Regions from separate parts of the Mus musculus genome. Here region 2 is linked to region 1. The links are chromatin loops, found by intact Hi-C in ENCODE. Cell type or tissue: heart. All regions are shown on one strand. Each heading gives the region's core, and the rest is flanking DNA. Links, peaks and the distances in the headings are about the cores only. Region 1 holds the start of Zbtb33 (zinc finger and BTB domain containing 33). Region 2 overlaps Tmem255a (transmembrane protein 255A).

What was found. A loop is a pair of places that touch in the nucleus more often than their neighbours do. Peaks named below come from ENCODE experiments on the same cell type or tissue, not always from the same donor. Only the 100,000 strongest peaks of a DNase experiment are listed, where the experiment ranks them.
Region 2: a loop joins it to region 1, with 9 times the contacts of the local background. A loop is called at or near these places in 4 of 42 quality-filtered maps.

Annotation. Positions count from the first base shown.
Region 1 is chrX:38,188,271-38,191,178 of GRCm38, forward strand. Zbtb33 (zinc finger and BTB domain containing 33) reads left to right here and starts at 1,523. Exons shown (of 2, transcript NM_020256.2): 1 at 1,523-1,812. In heart, for the core only: a CTCF peak has its summit at 1,478 (motif pointing left); a DNase peak (open chromatin) is centred at 1,531; H3K4me3 peaks cover 1,685 bases; H3K27ac peaks cover 1,406 bases.
Region 2 is chrX:38,248,672-38,251,579 of GRCm38, forward strand. The region is part of intron 1 of Tmem255a (transmembrane protein 255A); the gene reads right to left. Among named protein-coding and RNA genes, the nearest start is that of Tmem255a, 2.4 kb to the right of the region's middle. In heart, for the core only: CTCF peaks have their summits at 1,125 and 1,937; no DNase peak of the experiment used is centred there; H3K4me3 peaks cover 1,334 bases; H3K27me3 peaks cover 280 bases.

The sequences.
Region 1 (2,908 bases), core at 86-2,585:
CTGGAGGGCATCATCCTGAGTGAGGTAACACAATCACAAAAGAACTCAAATGATATGTACTCACTGATAAGTAGATATTAGCCCAGAAACTTAGTATACCCAAGATATAAGATACAATTTGCAAAACACATGAAACTGAAGAAGAATGAAGACCAAAGTGTGGACACTTTGCCCCTTAGAATTGGGAACAATCACCCATGGAAGGAGTTATATAGACGAAGTTTGGAGCTGAGACAAAAGGATGGACCATCTAGAGACTGCCATATCCAGGGATCCATCCCATAATCAGCCTCCAAACGATGACACCATTGCATACACTAGCAAGAGTTTGCTGAAAGGACCCTCATATAGCTGTCCCTTGTGAGACTATGCCGGGGCCTAGCAAACACGGAAGTGGATGCTCACAGTCAGCTATTGGATGGATCACAGGGCCCCCAATGGAGGAGCTAGAGAAAGTATCCAAGGAGCTAAAGAGATCTGCAACCCTGTAGGTGCAACAACATTATGAACTAACCAGTACCCTGGAGCTCTTGACTCTAGCTGCATATGTATCAAAAGATGGCCTAGTCGCCGTCACTAGAAAGAGAGGCCCATTGGACATGCAAACTTTATATGCCCCAGTACAGGGGAACGCCAGGGCCAAAAAGTGGGACTGGGTGGGTAGGGGAGTGGGGGGGTGTGTGTGGGACTTTTGGGCTAGCATTGGAAATGTAATTGAGGAAAATACATAATAAAAAATATTTTAAAAAATAATGATAAACAATACAAATATTATTGCCTTTCAAGGTAGGGCTCATTTGACACTATTTGGTTTGTTATTCCTTCTCTGTAGTTCTATACTTTTAAAATACTTTTATTCGTGTGTATGTACCTGCCGAGCCCTCTGAAATGAGAGAAACTTGTCTTATCTGCTTTTCTATCCCACAGGGCCTGGAGTATATTTGCTGCAGATCAAATGTGATCTCTATGTTAATAGATATGCAGTTAACAAGATATTGCATGCACCATTTAACATTCGATTAACAAGAGTTATCAGAACACAGGTTTCTTCTTAAAAGTAGACAGTGTAATGTGGTTTTCTTGTTATCCTACAATTTGAATTAGTATGAGTTAAATTTTAGTATGCAGATTGTATTCAAGGTGGCTTGTTATCCAAGCAACAGGCTAACAGGGCAGACTTCAAACATGCAAAAGAACTGGAATTTATACAACCTCTGAACATTTTTAAGCCCTCGGGACTTAAGGGAGTTTGAACAAACAAGACTAGCCTCCCTGCCACTCCTAACAGTGTCATCGGATCTTTGTCTGTCTCACGGAGCCGAGCTCTTAAGAGAATCACAGAACACTTAGAAAAATGCTTCGCAGTCACGGAAAGAGCCGAAGGCGGGCTTCGCGCTCTTCCGGACAACCCCGGGCTGCTCTCGGAAGAGGAAGGCGAGGAAGCCACGCCTCCCACGCTGCGCCCTCTGTCGGCGGAGCCCGGCGCCCGAGCCGCGTCCGTGGAAGCCGCTTTGACGTCGGCGGAAACTGGAGCGACATTTAAAGCGGCAGCAGCGGCGCTGCGGAGTCCGGCTGCTTGGGGTAGGACTCTGACCCTGCCTCGGCCCCGAGGAGGAGAAAGCGGCCGCCGCGGAGCAGGTGAGGAGTGGGCTGGGCACCGGGCCCGGGAGACGGAGCCCGCCTACGCCTTCCATGCCCTGGCCGCGCCTACGCTTGCGGCCGCCTCGCTTGAACCAGGAAGCAGCGGAGCCCGAGGCCTTGGCTCCTCTGCTCTTTCTTTGTGTGGGTCCCGGAGCTCTACCAAGAGAACCGGTAAGGCGCGGCGTGGTCCCCTTCTCTGTCCAGTGCCAGAGGCACCCGGTACCCTTGCATAAGCCTTAGGGCGTGGGGGACGCCGCCAAGTACCCACTTGGCTTTCTCCCTCTCCATTCGTCCGCTTTGGGGGGCGGGGAAGGGGGCTCTTTTCCCACCTCCCTACTAGTTTGATTGAGCTTTACTATGGGGCCCATCCTCCTCTTTAGATCCTTCTTTGGACACAACAATGCTTCCGGCTTCGCATGGCCCGCTACCCCCAACAGAGTACCCTTAGGAGCTAGGCCTACTTTCTTCAACACCCCTCAACCCCCCTGCCTTCGTTCTGCTGTTTGCATCGCCATCCCTGTTTGTGTTTTCACGTGAATTGACGTTTAAAAGCTCAGTTGCACCAAAGTTCAAAGGAAGAAGAGGGAGATGGTGGAAGAGGGAGAGATGGACAACAGCTGCAGGGAGCCCTGTAGTGTTGGTTTGTTTCCCCCCCTCTGGCCCGTGGCATTTTTCTCTTCCCTACTGTCACCAGCCTTCTAAACCAGCCAACAACCAAAGATGTGTTACACAATGCTATGAGATGCCTTTTCCGTAGGCAGGTCGCAAATCTCTGGGGAGGAAAGGTTTGAGACCCACTTGGGGTGATCCTGGGCTAACCCTGACCAGCTGGATACCTAATCAAAATGAAACCAGGTCCCAGTATCACCTAGACACCTACATTTGAATCATTCCCATGTTGGAAAAAAAAAACCCTTATTTTCCAATTATAAAAATCATGTGGCCATATACAGAAATCTCTCCACTTGAAAGTGGTTTCTGTTGAAACCTTCATGTTTTGGATTGTTGGCAGATTGTCTAAAGGTCACACTTTGTGATGAATGCCTTTGTGATTGCCTGTAATTCCTTGGTGCTGTTAAAATGGAGTAGCTAACATGGTTTTAATTTTTGGCTTTTAGACTTTTAAAGTTATGATGTTTTAAATACAGAGATACTCATGCCTCCCTTGTGTGTTTATATGTGAGCATGTGTGTGTGTGTGTGTGTGTGTGTGTGTGTGTGTTTGTGTGTGTGTGTGTAAGTACCAGGTGACAGTGACATTCTTTAGT
Region 2 (2,908 bases), core at 144-2,643, 60 kb after region 1:
TGAAAAACAACACAAACAAGTGGCGACACCTCATAATTGCTTTCCTTCTAGTAGAAAGAGTCGGTTGGAGGAATCGTGCAAATGGATGTGGCTATGCTCATAGGATTAACTTTTGGAAATAGAGCACACTCTGAATGCTCCCCAGAACTGAAAACTCGGTGGCTAATGTGTCAAAACCGCAAGCGCTTCACCACCCTGTCTACGTGGTACCTAGTATTTAAACTACTATTATTGCAAGCAATAGCAGTGAGAGTCCAAAATCTCATCATTGGCACTGCCTGCACCCCCCAGTAGCCTCTCTGCAGAACCGCTGCAACCCTCCCTCTCTGCAGTGCCCCACCTCCATGCCAGATACCAGAGGAGGTATGTGATGGAGCTCTGGAGGTGTGCTTCACCCTTCCAGATAGGATCGTCTTGCCCCTCCCTTGGTCCCCCTAATCAAAACCCTCATCTCTATTTGAATCTGAATTCCTCCCCTCATTTGAAGCAAGCTCAAAACTTCCTTCACCACAAAGTTTATCTTAATCAAGCTCCAGCTACTCTAACCACCCATTAGCTTGGTTTCTAATGGCCTAGAAGCCTTACTCAATAAGTATATAAACTGTGACAGCAGGTTTCTTCCACAACCCATACGGTGTCCACCATTTCCAGGATTTCGTATCTGAAAGGAGCCAAGCTGGGAGTTGCTATAAGATAGGATGCTGCCTCTGCGCGCTTGTGCTTTACCTTGTACGTATTTCTTGATAGCCCCTTCCTAAAAGAGAGTGTGCAATGTTTATTGGAATGTTGCAAAAATGCTTGGCACGCTGCGATGTTGGTGACGTATTAATTCTCAGGTTCGAAGGTTTGAATGGATTTGGATTTGCTTACCTGGGTCAGCTTTGCCGCAGAGTGGATCTCAGCAAGTCCCAGCCTCGAGCATCCCTGGAAACAGGTGGCTGCCCACACAAGAACCTTAATGCTCTGCAGGTCTCACAAACGTTTACCTAAAGGTGCTGAAATCTACTACCTTCACCTTTTTAGTAAATTACTCAGGACATGGAGATATCAAAAAAAAAAAAGGCTCAGTAAATTACAAATGTGCTGTTGGAAGTGAAGAGGATGCTCTGATGTAGTAGCGGTGTATCAGCGCTTGGGGGCGCTGTTGCCAAAGTGGAGGAGGGGGTTGCTGGGAGCTGTTGGAGGTGCGCAGGAGTCAAATTACTATCTTCACAATTCCCTGTCTGCTTCCTTCAGAGCAGCCCGCAAAAGTAGTGCAGGCACCCTGGTGCGGGCGGTGGTGTGTGTGTGTGTGTGTGTGTGTGTGTGTGTGTGTGTGTGTGTGTGACATTTAATTTTGGGGACTACGATTGTGTCTTGCCCGTAAAAGGAATCCCCTCAGAAATGCTGCCCTTCGAGGCAGAACACTAACCCAGAGCTTAGTTAAGTGGAGTATCCTAGATGCTAGATGCTGATTCAGGCCTAGGCTGTGGGCCCAGCGCCAGGGAACTCCGGGGAGACTCCCCTGTCCACACTGTGGGAACCTAGAATTATCTATTACTCTACTCAAGAATTTTCTACTGAGTTTGGCCTGTGGATTCTTTACCAAACGCTATTTGTGATGATTGTTCGTTCCTTGTCTTTTGAGATCTATGAGTCCCTTCCCTGCACTGCCGAGCTCAGCTTCTTGTTGCCCAGACATTTAGAAAAATGCAAGACAGGCTGGGGGCCCTGGGAATACAAGAGAGAACTCTCTTCATCTTGTTCTGAAACCCACAAAGCAGTGTCAGGTAGCAAGCCTTTCAGCCCTGTGCCTCCAGTCTGCTCAGTCCCCGCAGACGGGGTTCTGGGTGGGGAGGGTTTGGTTTGCAGGTGGTTGCCGCACACAGTTGGGATGGGCTCTGCAGAACCCTCGCCCTCTCGCGCCCAGCTCTTTCATGCTGTAGCGCCTGAGCCATGGTAGCGCCGCAGCTGGCCAAGGCAAGGAGTGCTTTTGGAGTTCTGTGTGCCTGTGTATGCGAGGGGTGGAGTGGGGGGCGGGGAGGGTACTGGAAAGTCTGGTACTGCTGGGTTCGGATTTGGACCCCAGACCTTGGCCTCATTTTGCATCCAGCACCAGATAACTACGACCTTAAAAATGAAAAGTGCAGGGCTTCTACTGACAGGCCTTCCACCGTTCAGATGATAACACTTTCGGGGGCCCTTGAACGAAATTTGTTGCGACTGAGTCTTTTGCAGGCAGCGGAGAGCTCACACTGGGCTCAATCTCCTTGCCCCTCCCCTGTGCATGTTCCAGCAAATTCATCGGAGAAGAGCTGAGAAGACTGAATGGCAGAGATTCGGGACAGAGGAGTTTTGCAGAATGTGAAATATGATAGAAACGACGAATTGGGCTAGATTAAAGTGACAATTTTTAAGTTTAGGTGGAATTATGGCTCCACAATCCCTTCACTCTTACCCAAGGCTCCAAATTAATTTCTTCTCCCAGCGAAGACTTAGGAAGGTGCCTAACAGCGAAAGGCAATTGTTTTGTTTTGTTTCGTTTTGTTTTTTATTTCTTAAAATTCGTTTGTAGCTACCGAAAAGCACCCTCGAGGGGCCTCCAAGTTGGTGCAAGACGGTAGCGGACCTCTAGATTTTAGGAAGGTGTTGAAAGGTGCCCCTCCCCCTTCATTCCGCTGAAGAGGAAAGCGCGACTTCAGAAGATGCGCGGGCTTGCGCTGGATCCTATTTTTCTAGTGCTCTCACCACCACCACCCCCCACCTCTCTCTCTCTCTCTCTCTCTCTCTCTCTCTCTCTCTCTCTCTCTCTCTCTCTCTCTCTCTCTCTCTCTCTCTCTCTCTGCGTTTGGAGTAGAATAGAAATCAAATTCAAGGACTGATCATTCTGCTACGTATGTCCAGGCTGTGCTGTCTTGAGTGATTCCCC